Linked DNA regions of Homo sapiens: region 1 is linked to region 2. A link is an interaction called in ENCODE POLR2A ChIA-PET data of the cell type or tissue named here. Cell type or tissue: K562. All regions are shown on one strand. Each heading gives the region's core, and the rest is flanking DNA. Links, peaks and the distances in the headings are about the cores only.

The links. Peaks named below come from ENCODE experiments on the same cell type or tissue, not always from the same donor. Only the 100,000 strongest peaks of a DNase experiment are listed, where the experiment ranks them.
Region 1: POLR2A ChIA-PET joins it to region 2 with 6 read pairs; 2 of 35 experiments call an interaction of 5 or more read pairs at or near these places.

Annotation. Positions count from the first base shown.
Region 1 is chr1:161,049,660-161,055,859 of GRCh38, forward strand. It overlaps ARHGAP30 (Rho GTPase activating protein 30), which reads right to left. Exons shown (of 12, transcript NM_001025598.2): 4 at 4,964-5,046; 5 at 4,707-4,814; 6 at 3,599-3,726; 7 at 2,967-3,138; 8 at 2,781-2,884; 9 at 2,627-2,704; 10 at 1,655-2,056; 11 at 1-30. Among named protein-coding and RNA genes, the nearest start is that of USF1, 6.8 kb to the left of the region's middle. In K562, for the core only: a CTCF peak has its summit at 5,340 (motif pointing left); a DNase peak (open chromatin) is centred at 3,412.
Region 2 is chr1:160,740,358-160,747,311 of GRCh38, forward strand. The region is part of intron 1 of SLAMF7 (SLAM family member 7); the gene reads left to right. Among named protein-coding and RNA genes, the nearest start is that of SLAMF7, 4.6 kb to the left of the region's middle. RefSeq lists an enhancer at 1,972-2,051. In K562, for the core only: no CTCF peak of the experiment used is centred there; no DNase peak of the experiment used is centred there; H3K27me3 peaks cover 476 bases.

The DNA.
Region 1 (6,200 bases), core at 1,201-6,200, 310 kb after region 2:
TTGAGGCTGGACTTGCTTCCAACTTTTCATCTGTTGGGGGAGAAGTAGTCCCAGGAATACAAAGGTCAAGCCCTGACCCTTTTCAGTGTGAGTCCTCCTAGCATTGATATAGCAGGGGCCCAGCACTCCCAGCATTGCTACTCTGCATGACTGATCCTTTCAGACCAATGTCCCTAGTTATTGGCTTGCTACCTTAATTGAGACCCTACCAGGTGCCAAGCACTGTGCTATGTATTTTACAATGCATTGGCATTTTTTCCTCCAAACTATTATGTGGGGTATTGTCCTCATTTTACATATGAGGAAACTGAGGCTCAGAGAGATTAAGCAATTTGTCTAAGGTCATGTAATGAATAAGCAGTACAGCCAAAATTTGAACCCAAGTCTACTTAACTCTATAGCCCATGTTCTTACCCACTATCCTATCCTGCCTCAGGACTTCTCATGAGTGACACTTCAGGAACTGGAGTCAGAGCAAGGATCAGATCCTAGCTCTGCTACTTCTACCTAAATCAATTGCAAATTGATTAACCTAAGTCTCAGTTTCCACTGCTGTAACATAAGGCTAACAATACCTATGTCATAAGATTATGAGAAAATGAAACAAACCAATCCTGCAATCACAGCACTTGGACCTTTTTTTTTTTTTTTTTTTTTGAGACGGAGTCTTGCTATGTCTCCCAGGCTGGAGTGCAGTGGCGCAATCTCAGCTCACTGCAACCTCCACCTCCTGGGTTGAACCAATTCTCCTGCCTCAGCCTTCTGAGTCTCTGGGATTACAGGCATGCCTCACCACGCACGCCTGGCTAATTTTTTTTTAATTTTTTTTAGTAGAGACGGGGTTTCACCATGTTGACCAGGCTGGTCTCGAACTCCTGACCTCCAGTGATCCACCCTCCTCAGCTTCCCAAAGTGTTGGGATTACAGGTGTGAGCCACCGTGCCTGGCCTAGCACTTGGTACTTAATAAACTGTTTTTTGTTTTTTTTTTTTTAATTTGAGACAGAGTTTTGCTCTTGTCGCCCAGGCTAGAGTGCAGTGGCGTGATCTCGGCTCGCTGCAGCCTCTGCCTCCTGGGTTCAAGCGATTCTCCTGCCTCAGCCTCCCAAGGAGCTGGGACCGCAGGCATCTGCCACCACACCTGGCCAGTTTTTTGCATTTTTAGTAGAGATGGGGTTTCGCCATGTTGGGCAGGCTGGTCTTGAACTCCTGACCTCAGGTGATCTGCCTGCCTAGGCATCCCAAAGTGCTGGGTTTACAGGCATGAGCCACGGCGCCTGGCTGGTACTTAATAAACTCTTGCTAAATGTTAGCTGATAGTATTGATGTTACTATTATTGTTACCCATCCATCTATTATATATTCCCACATTTGTCCTTAGTAATCCCTGCTGTATGTTTCTGACACAGGCCCCTATTCTTGGGTACATCAATGTTCTGAAGGCTGCTAGAGATCTCCTCTCCATAGATTTCACATAGCCTGATAATATTACTGGATTTCCCTAATCCTGAATCTAGGGAGGCAGCTAAAGGTAACCACCCCAAAGCCCAAGGGCTGAGGCCTCTGCCCTTCCTAGGGTGGATCTTCCAGCATCAGAGCTTCAGCCTAGAGTTCCAGTCCCCTTTCCTAGTCTTGGTCAATCAATGGGTCCTCACCTGGGGGGCCAGGGCCAAGGCCAGGGCCAGGGCCAGGGCCAGAGGCAGGGCTTGGCCGGTGCTGTAGAGCAGGGCACTCAAGGCCACGGGTGAGCCTGGCCAAGGAAACGTTAGAGATGATGTTCGGGGGCACACTGAGGATAGAGGTGATGTGTAGCGGGAGGTTGACATTGTAGGGGTCTGAGATGTGGACACCAGCACAGCGTTCTGCACGGCTGCTGCCCCCAGCCCGGATGGCTGACCGCCCAGCTCGTGGTGTGCCTGGTTCAGAGTTTGTGCCACCCAGTGCTTCTGCCTCAGGCTCCTGTTCACCCTCTGCTGCCTCTATAGAATCGTTCTCCAAGCTCTCAGGCAGCAATGGGCTTGGCCGGGGGCTGCTGGGCCCCACCAGCCCCTCTGGCTCTGTGGAGGAAAAAGAGGGCCAGGTAGGCAATAGCCTAAACTCCAAGGGGCCTAGACATCTCAAGAAGGCTCTGGAGAATGCTCTCTGCTTTCTCAGGCTTGAAAGCAACGATAGCCTGGAAGGCACCAGGCCCAGCTTCTTTTGATCACTACTGCAAACTTTTCACCCAGCCAGTAGGTCAAAGATCACCTCACCTTCACATACCTAGGGAACTCCCTTCCTTCCCTGCAGATACAGTCACTGGCCGTTGTCACCACCACCACCACCACCACCACCACCACCACCACCACCACCACCACCACCACCACCACCACCACCACCACCACCACCACCACCACCACCACATACCCATGCTGTCCCATCCCATACGAACACTCATCAACAAAGTCATAGATTAGACAATCAACTCACCGTAGCATTCAGCTACATTTACAATGTGGCTGGTATATAATAGGCACTCATTAAATATTTTTTGAAATTATTGAACACAGTTGGCTGCATGTACACACAAGCCCACGCTGGTCACATAGCACACACACATACACACAGAAATGCACCCCTATACTCACCATCACTGGCCCCAGCTGCAGCACTCAGTGAGTCCATGCTTTTGGCTGGCCGCAGTGTCCCCTTGTTGGATTTATCCTCTGTAAGACAGGGATGTGTGTAGAGCCAGGGCCTTGTGCACCCTCAGCAGAGCTCCCCCCATCTCCCCAGACTTACCCCTGTCCTCAGCCCCCCGTGGAAGTTTACGCTTAGTCTCATGGCCAGAGCGACCTAAATTGAAGATAGACCTCCACTTCCTGACCTTCAAAGACCCCTTCCTCCTACAAAGAATGGAGGGGCATAATTGGAGGTTGGAACATGAAGGTCGGTGCAGGGGAGGAAGGCCCAGGAAGGAGGCCTTACTTGTGCTCTGCAATCTCGATGATAGTATGGTAGGGCCGCATCTGTGGGGGTCCATCGCCAGCCTGCAGTATGCTAGGCAGGTGATAAGGCAGTGGCCTGGGCATAAGGTCCTCGGGGCTGCCTGATGCCCGGGTCCCTGGAAGCGATCGCCACCCACTCTCCACCTCACCACCTGGGAAAAGAAAAGGAATTGGCCAGCCAGGAACAGAGCCAAGAGAGGGACCTCAGGCACCCAATCCTTCATCACCCCTCGCCAACTACCAGGTTAGGGATATATTCAGAAGCCCCTGAAGACAGTGCCTCCATGTCCATCACCTCAAAAGAGTGCCCTCATGGACAAAGAGGGCTGGGAGATCCGAGAACGTTGGCCTGGTGGGCTGGGGGTGGATATGAGCCATCACTAGCCTTGGGAGCCAGGATGGTGACTCAGAGGTCAAGCCATGCCCTAGACTGACAGCAGAAGAAGTCTTCTCAAGTCCTGACTGCACAATTATCTCCCCAGGGTTCTCTCCATGTGGCCACTACCAACATCCCTGTATGAGACTCAGCTGAAGTAGGTGATCTTCAAGGCTCTCTGTAACTAACTTGACTCCCCAACAGTGGGATATGTGGAGGGCAGGAAGGACACTGACCAGAGAGGGCAGCACCCCCAAAGAGCTGGTCCACGTGTGTGAGGATGAACTCCACGACGATGGATTGTACCCGCACCTCCATGAAGGCCGCTGTCCCATTGAAGCCTGAGGCCTCTATGTCCTTAGACCTGTGGAGATGTGGAATTATTCTCCCCCTCAGCCCCACCAAACTTCCCAATCCAGATTCTCCCTGAAAATACCTTATTCTCTCTCTCTCTCTCTCTCTCTCTCTCTCTCTCTCTCTCTCTCGAATGACCTTAACCCCTTCTCTACCTCTTAAATTGTATGCATAATTCTTCCAATTCTCAAATGCCACTTGAAGACTTCTAGGAAGGAAGCCTTCTTGGACACCCGCCTCAGGATTAATCTCTATTTCCTTTGCACACCAGGGTGTCTAGTTTATAATGAATTTTATAATGAATTACAGGACTTCTCATAGTCTGTCTTGGACCACAGTGAGTGATATGCACAGTGAGCACAGCCAACAGACTGCAAGACGTTTTGCTCAACAAACATTTGGCGTGAGGCCGGACAGAGTGGCTCACACCTGTAATCCTAGCACTTGCACAGGGAGGAGGTGGGTGGATCACCTGAGGTCAGGAGTTCAAGATCAGCCTGACCAACATGGTGAAACCCCTTCTCTCTACTAAAAATACAAAAATTAGCCAGGCATGGTGGCTCATGCCTGTAATCCCAGCTACTCAGGAGGCTGAGGCACGAGAATCCCTTGAACCCAGGAAGCGGAGTTTGCAGTGAGTTGAGATCGCACCGCTGCTCTCCAGCCTGGGCAACAGAGCAAGACTCTGTCTCAAAAACAAACAAAAAATTGATATGGAACTGTTATGTTCCAGTCCCTGAGCTCAGTGACACACTGTAGGAAAACACAAAAGTCCTGCCTTTTAGGGACTTTATTTGATCACAGAGAAGGGACTAAAATAGATGGGGCCCATCCGACCCACCATGATCTTGAACCTTCTTTTCTCACTGGGCTTTGTGAGCCCTACACCCTTCTCCAGTGTACCCACACAGTCACACCTCATCCTGGGAGCAGCCTCCCAAAGGCCAGTGTCTCACAGGATCCCCATACACTGCTCACACAGGCACCTACCTCAGCAGGTTGGGAGCCCACACGATGGCCAGGTTGCGAGCATGCATGTTGGTCTGGGCACTGAATGAGGCCATGTGTACCAAGTGCCTCATGAGGAACTCCAGGGTCCTGCAGAAAGCGGGGGCAGGGATCACACAGGGAATGCCCAGGGCAGGCATTAGGGCTGGGACCTGGGAGCAGTAGGACCCAGTTAAGGCTCCAGGCAGCGAGTGAATGAGTTGTCTCAGGTTGCTGGGCAGATATGGAGTGTCACATACCTGTAGTTTGGGACAGGGAGTTCCCGAAGCACCTCTAGGATCTTGACCAAGCGCTCAGGTTCCAATTGCACTCCTACAGCCTCCTGATTGAGAAGAGTGCAAGAAGCAGGAATCAGTGACCCAGCAATGCCCCTGCTTACTCCCCAGAGCTTGTAACCAAGTTCTCAGGAACAATGTGCACTGGACTCTGTGCTACCCCATCCTACATCATCTGCGGTGCACTGACTTGGTAGAGAGAGCTCAGAATTGGGGTCCACGAAGATGGCAGCTGAATTTTGGTTATGCCACTTAATAGCTTTTGTGAACTTGGCAACTCGCTGCCTTACCATCCTCCATCCGTAGAGCTCTGGTACTGGGATACTTCAGTGGCGCCACCCTGTGGGTGCCCCAGGGACCACAGAGTTATTTCAGTGTGTCCAGGAAAGCTGTCCCCCACCCCAACCTAGCCGGTGTGGACTGAGCAGGGTGCTGCTAGGATTTAGGGTCTCTCAGTGCTCTTATGCTCAATAAAGTGCAACTTATTTTTAAAGTGTTACTCAATTCAAAATAGCATATTTTTCATGTGTTTTCGCATTTAAAAGATGTTCAGGCTGGGCACAGTGACTCACACCTGTAACACCAGCACTTTGGGAGCTGAGTTGGGAGGATTTCTTAAGCTTAGGAGCTTGAGACCAGCGTGGGCAACACAGCAAGACCTTGTCTCTACTAAAAATTTTAAAAATCAGCCAGGCATGGTGGTGCACGCCTGTAGTCCCATCTACTCAGGAGGCTGAGGTAGGAGGATCACTTGAGCCTGGGAGATTGAGGTTGCAGTGAGCTGTGATCACACCACTGCACTCCGGCCTGGGTGACCGAAGGAGACCCTGTCTCAAAAAACAAAAAACAGGCTGGGCGCAGGGGCTCATGCCTGTAATTCCAACACTTTGGGAGGCTGAGGTGGGTGAATCACTTGAGGTCAGGGATTCAAGACCAGCCTGGCCAACATGGTGAAACCCTGTCTCTACCAAAAATACAAAAAATTAGCCAGGCATTGTGGCGGGCTCTCCAGCTACTCGGGAGGCTGAGGCAGGAGAATCACTTGAACCTGGGAGGCGGAGGTTGCAGTGAGCCAAGATTGCACCACTATACTCCAGCCTGGGCAACAGAGTGAGACTCCATCTTAAAATTAAAATAAAATAAAATAATAAAATAAAATAAAATAAAATAAAATAAAATAAAATAAATAAAATAAAATAAA
Region 2 (6,954 bases), core at 1-5,000:
GAGGGGTTGGGGAAAATTATAGAGACTTTGAAAGCTACAGGTGTCCATCTGAAATCAGTCAGCGAAAGAGCACAAGTATGAAAAACTGCCATGCAGGTCCCCCTCTGCCCTCCTCCAGAGGCAGCCTGTGTAGTGTACCTCCTGAGGCTGAAAGGAGACAGAGATTGTCCTGGAACTTCCAGTGGGCAGGGCAGTGGAACAAATCCTGGCACTGGACAAGCGCATCCTTGGTTTGACTTAGTAGCTGTATTATTGTAGGCAAATTACTCTTCCCTTCTGAGCCTTGCTCTTCTCAGGTGTGTAACAGAGAATGAAATCTAAGTTGCAGAATTATTGTGACATTTTAAATGACATATCAAATGCAAAATAATTATTAAAATAATCACCATTTATTAAGTTACTACATCGCAGGTGTTTTTCATACCACCTCCTCATGAGTCTGTAAGACAGATATCATTATCCCTGTTTTACAGTTGAGGAAACTTAGGCTCAGCAGAGAGATCACGCTTCTTGGGCAAGATAACACAGCATTTATAAGGTAGCCAGAGATTGAGTTTAGAAAGCTAGAAAGCTAGTGCTCTTTTAATCATAACAAGCCGTCTATCACTGGACCTGGCACCAAAGAGATGCTCACTACATGTGCATTTGAGCTGAATCTTCCTCAGGGAGTACCAGTTGGGGTTTCTTCCCTCTCCAGGTACATAAATCTGAGGTAGAAACTGGAAAGGCCCGAGAAGAACGGGTAGCTCTGTTTCTGGGATATGGGTGTACCAACAGGGGGCCACCCTGGCTAAACTCAGAGGGTCCATGAAGCAGTTCTCATGGCCTCAGTATTCTCATCTGAAAAATGGGCACAGTAATCTGCCAATGATTTGATGATACAGTAGTGTCAAGGAGACAATCAATAAAAAGAAAACAAAAAAGTGGGTGAGGGGAATTGGGAGAGTGTTGAAAAGAACCAGAAGAAACAAGGAAGAGGGGGCAGGAGATGAGTGAGGAGCAGAGTGGTGAGCAACCTAAATGTGAATGTGGTCGGTTAGGGCTAGAGTGATGGGAAAGGTGTGTGGTGAAGCGGGAAACTTTCAAGCCTCTGTCTGTGGCTGCCTTGTGTGGCATTGAATTACACTGCTCTTTCGTGAGTACATTCGTTAAGGGGGACTTGAGTAAAGTGCAATAGATTTCAAACCACTTTGGGTTTTTTTTGCCTTTTTTTTTAAATCCATGGTTTCCTTTTATGGAATGAAATTTTACACAGAAAAAAACAAATAAATGACTCCAATGTATAGAGTTGAAGCCTAACGGAAGCAAGTCCCATAGCCTCCTATCCTACGCTCACCCCTTAAACCTCCTCCTGAGCTCCCAAGAAATACACTGAGGCACTGCCACAGCCTCCAAAGGTGGCGCCATGGGGCACAGTCTGTGAAATCCTGCCTTAGGAGCCTTGGCTCCTAATCCTGGCCTTCCACTGGTTTGGGAAACATCACCATAACCTTCTGAATATCAGCCTTCTTATCTGTGAAATGGGATTGGACTAAGTAATCCCTAAGACTCCTCCAAGCTCTGAGATGCTCTGGTTCATGGTTTTCATGAGGAGAGTGCCACAACACACTGCTACATTTGGACAGAGGCACCAAGTGTTCAGAGAAGTGCTTGGGGACGGGGTTGGCAAGCAGGAGGCAGGCTTTTCCACTCTCCCCTCCCCCAAAGTCTTCCTGCTTTATCACCATCCCTTGGTTCTGGCTGCACTGATAATGTATCTTCCTCATAATCGGGCTCCTTCCCTCCACTCAACTCTTGAGACTCTAGGGGACAGGACAGGGGAGGAGGTGACAACCAAGAGGAAAGGAAGGTGACAAAGGGCAGGACCTGTTATCCCTTCCTGTTACAGAGGAAATCTCACAGCTGACTCCTCCTGATGCAAAGACATCTGAGTCTTGGCTGGGGCAAAAGACAAAGGGTCTCCTGCCCCAGCTCCCTCCACCTTCAAAGGCAGGCGGGGGATGTAGTGGGGAATGCTCATGGCCGTCTTAACTTTCTGGCTTACTTTGCTGAGAAGCCATCCAAAGGTGTTTTGGGATATCTCTGTTTCTCATTTTTAGCTATCTGTGCAGAAATAAAACCAAAAGATGGGAAGCCTCCTCAAGGCCTGACTCTCATGCTCTCATTTCCTGACCTTGTCACCCGCATCCCACCTTCTCGTTAGGCTACTCTGTACTTCTCAAAATGCTTTCAAATCTGTATTCACACTTCATCTTCCCCAAATGCCTGGAAACTAAATGTTGTTATTTATTTCTCGTATGAGGGTTCAGAAACCAAAACTCGAAGTGGTAAGTGGTGAAGCAATATTGGAAACAACACAGACCACTGAGGCAGAGGAACTAACTCCTCTTCCCTCTTCCAACATTTCTTCATTGGGGCTTTAGGAAAGTCACCCCACTTCTCAAAACTCCAGTATCCCAATTTATAAAGCAGGGCTTAGGCTGTATCTCACGGGGCTGTTCTAAGGATCAGGAGAGAGGATGCCCACTGATCTGGCTTACAAACCACAGAGTGACACCAGGTGTTTGCTGCTGGAGTTATGACTACGGAGGCGGCAGAATGGACCCAGAATGGACCCTGACTCCCAGTTAGGCCAGAGCCCTTTCTCCCTCTGCCACATGCTGGAGGAGGAGAAGCGACCTCTACCCCTCTCTGGGCAGGACTTGGTGACCCCATCATTGGGTGATCTGGCCTCTAATCCTGTGGACCAATCATTGGCTAATCCACAGCAAAATGATATATGCAGCGACCACCAAGGGAGGATATTTCTTTCTGGAGAATTTAAAGTGTCAATGAAGTGAAATTAGTGGTAAATTTTCAGGGGATGTGTGAGAGGAAGAGTTGGAGGCTTCCTCAGGGAAGAGCTTTGAATTAGATACAGGGTTTGAATAAGATTTACATGAACAGAGAGGAGGATAAAGCACAAACAAGAGTGTGAGGTAGAAAGTGAGCTGAGGATCAGGGGAGGGAGGAGGCCGGGATGTTTGTGTGGTGGCCACATGTGAGTGGCAGTCCCAGCTGCATATCTTTCCACAGCAATACATTGTCATCCTGGCCTTACGCAGTCAACCCATGTCATGTGACACCCCTGAACTAATTACTGTACATGAGAAGGGCTACCACCTGAACTGGGTAGCCCAAACCATTTGGCTTGTACGGAATGAGGAAGGGGTAAAATGGATGTAAAAGAGGCAGGTTACAACCTTCACTGCACTGACTCAGGTAGAAGGTTGGCACCTGAGGAGAGTGGATGAATATCATGGGACCCAATCCTCTCGAGTCTTGTGGGTAGAGGTTGGTAGCCACTCTGTCTCCAGGGTCTCACTCTGTCATCCAGGGTGGAGTGCAGTGGCACGATCACGGCTCACTGCAGCCTCCACCTTCTGGGTTCAAGGAATCCTCCCACCTCAGCCTCTCGAGTATCTGGGACCACAGGTGAATGCCACCACGCCCAACTAATTTTTTCATTTTTTGTAAAGACAAGGTCTGGCTATGTTGCCCAGCCTGGTCTCAAACTCCTGACCTCAAGTGATCCTCCTGCTTCAGCCTCCCAAAGTGCTGGGATTACAGGCATAAGCCACCAATTCCAGCATCTTCCCTTTCCATAACACATGTAGTTATTTATTTAATGACTATCTACCAACTCCGTAAGTGCCAGAATTATGACTGTCTTGCTCCCCAGTTATACCCTCAGCTCCTAAACAATGAGAACTAAATAAATTCTTGTTAAAAGAAGGAATGACTGAATCTGACAAGTGTGACCTGCTTAGATATGGTAAAACTCTATAGGGTCACACACTGCAGGTGCAAAACCATCACAGAAAGAAGAGCTTCAGTTCAGCCTTGGACAACTGAAAAAAGAAGTGTCTTGTTTCTGGATCCCTTTTCGTAGTCAGCTGAGAAGCAGAAGCAAAACTGGTTAGGAATCTCCAACCTTGCCCCTGTCCTCTGAACCCACATTCCGAGAATGGCATGGAGCTACTGTTTTCTTTCGTTACCCCTTGTCTCACCCTGAAGATACATTTAAGATAGAACAATATACTCCATCTATAGGCTCATGTTGGTAATTTGCCCTGTCTCACTCTCAAACTGTATTCTAACAAGAAACAATGCGTTTGGCAACATTTTCTTATATCCCACACGAGTCATGTCCCTTGGCATTTACCCTGAGAATACAGCACTACGTGTGTGGAAGCGTGAAAAGAGTAATTGCATGTGAAAAGAGTAGTTGCATGCTAGCAACTAAAGCCACATCTTTGTAGTTTTGCCACTTCCTCACCTTAAATTATAGCTTCAAAATGAAATGTGAAAATGAAATTACTTGAAGGTTGCCCTAAGTGTAGAAACTGTACCCATTTGGGGCCAAATGATACCCAATCTTTATTTGACTTCATAAGATTCACCCCTTTCATCTCTGCTGTTGAAGTAAAAGAACAAATGCATTAACTGATCAAAATTTCAGAATAAAATTGATTTTGTCTGTAACATTTCCTGGCACTATTTGGACTTGACACTCCTAAAGATGAACAAAGAGAGCAGTCGAAAAACCATCCCGGCCTTAATATTAAGGAAGCATAGAGAACAGTTTTTTTAAAAAATCAGATTACTTAATGGGATGATTTAATAAAAGCTTGAGTAATCCAAAGTATATATGTACCAACTGATACATTTTAGAGGGAAAAATGTTTGAAAAGAGAAATCAGCTCCTAAAAGATACATACCCAAGAAGAGGAATCAGTACTTTGGAGATAAATTTAGCAAAACGTTGGCAGAGACTTCAGATCTGTAAGCAAGGGAGTGGGTCACCATTTGGTAGCATCAGATTTCCTCACCCTGGGGCACTGGTAGGGCAGTTTATGCTTGAGGGAAGGTCACCAGAGGACAAGAAGGGAAATTATGGTCCAATGGCACCCAAGGGCTTTGAAATTGACACTAGAGTCCCTTAGGGGGATGGAGAAGGGGAGTGAGGGAGAAGGCTGGAGCTGGTACAAACGCCAGGGGGCCTTCAAATTGAGCCATAGTGAAAACAGTCCAGGTCCCAGAGCTGGAGAGACATTGGGTTAAATCCTCAAATCGTCACCTGCTAGCTTTGTGCCCTTGGATAAGTTACTTAGCTGTTGTTATTTGTTGTTGTCGTTGTTTGAATCTCAATTTTCTCATGAAGTCAGGAGTTAGCAAATTTTTTCTGAAAAGGGCCAGAGAATAAATATTTTAGGCTTTACAGACAATAAATCATGGTCACAATTATTTAACTCAGCCTTTGTAGTGAAAAAGGATCCATAGACAATATGTAAATGAAAGAGCCTGGCTGTGTTCCAGTACAATTGTATTTACAAAAACAGGCAGTGGACCAGATTTAGCCTATGGGTTATAGGTTGCTGATCCTTGTGTAAAAGGGTCAAAATGCCTAATTTGCAGGATTGCTTTGAGTGTTAGGCATACTCTTTACAATAAACGTTTGGTGCAGAATAAACATTTAATACATGACAACTCTTATAATTTGGAAACCCTTGCCAAGATATTTGATTTTAACAGGGACCAAAGAAATAAATCTCTAATGAAGCAATTTTTGATATCTGGATATGTCTGTATAGGAATTTGTCCTTTTACTAGAAAAGGCATGAGTTACATCAGTACTGGAGTAGAAGAAAAGATTGTGTCTAAGAGAGCAGGCTGTGAAATGAAACAGAGCCTGGATGCTTGGTCAGTCTCACAGGGCCAATTACACACAGGAGACACTGTACATAAGGCCCACGATAGTTTTAATTTTAATTTCTTTTAAAATCAGAAGAGAAATGAATATAGCAATAACAATAACAATGAATATATAATGAATCCAGCCCGGATCACATTCATTTTATACCAACACAGTCATGAAATATGATTTTTAATATTTCTTATGGAAGAAGGACCAACAAGGTCAAAAGTACACAGGAACCACAAAAGTCACCATGTAGCCTTGCAGTAGCATCATTAGAACTGTCAGGATCCTATAGCTTGGCTGTTTTGTTGGCTTTGCTTCTTTCATTTGTGCTTTTCATGACTGAATTAATAAAAATTCCATTTAAAAATTTCACCCTGACACTTTATGTTAAGAGGCAGAAGGGGAAATAACTTTGGGTTTTGTACTTTTAAGGAGAACACCTTTGTTGACAGCTGATGTGAGACCTCAGTTCTTGTCTACTTAGTTTAAAAGAATTTATATGAGAGATACACAGCAAAGGAAATACAGCATAGGGTAATTGATTGCAAAAGAATAAGAATATTTTGACAGTTAAGTGCAGAAAAGACAGTACATTCTGAGAGAAGGAAAATTCAGGGTGGGCTGCCCATAAGGATGAGACAGCAAAGACTGGCACTGGGGAGACCCCCTTTATGGGAGTCTTACATGATTATTCATAAGAGGGTGGGAAGAGGTGTTACTAGTAACCATGTTCTTGGTGGTCCTCTGGGTGGACGTGCACAGTAGCTATACATGCTTCTTCATAAATCTCGTGTCTCATTAGCATCTTAAATCTCCACCCATGGGTGTGTTTTTTACTATTATAATGAGCAAAGGGTCAGTTTGAGAACAAGTAAAATCAAAATCCGCATGCTCTCTACAGCGGAAAGTCCTCACTGAAGATAGCTTTGCTTAAATGAGCTCAATTACAATGTGAATGCTGAGGCTTATTGTATTGACTGTAGGGTCACCAGAGTTACTGCCTCCTGAGAACACTGTTACTTCCTTGACTACCTAACCTGCCTCACCTTTAAGGATTTAGTCTTAGTTTTTGTATTTCTATCAGCCTTGAATAAGTTCTTATCATTTCTACTATTTAGTTTTCTCATCTATAAAATATGCCCTTCAAGGTCTCGACCCTGTGGGTTTTGGTGTGTACTCTGCCTCTTACTAGGTGGCTTGAGTAAGTCATT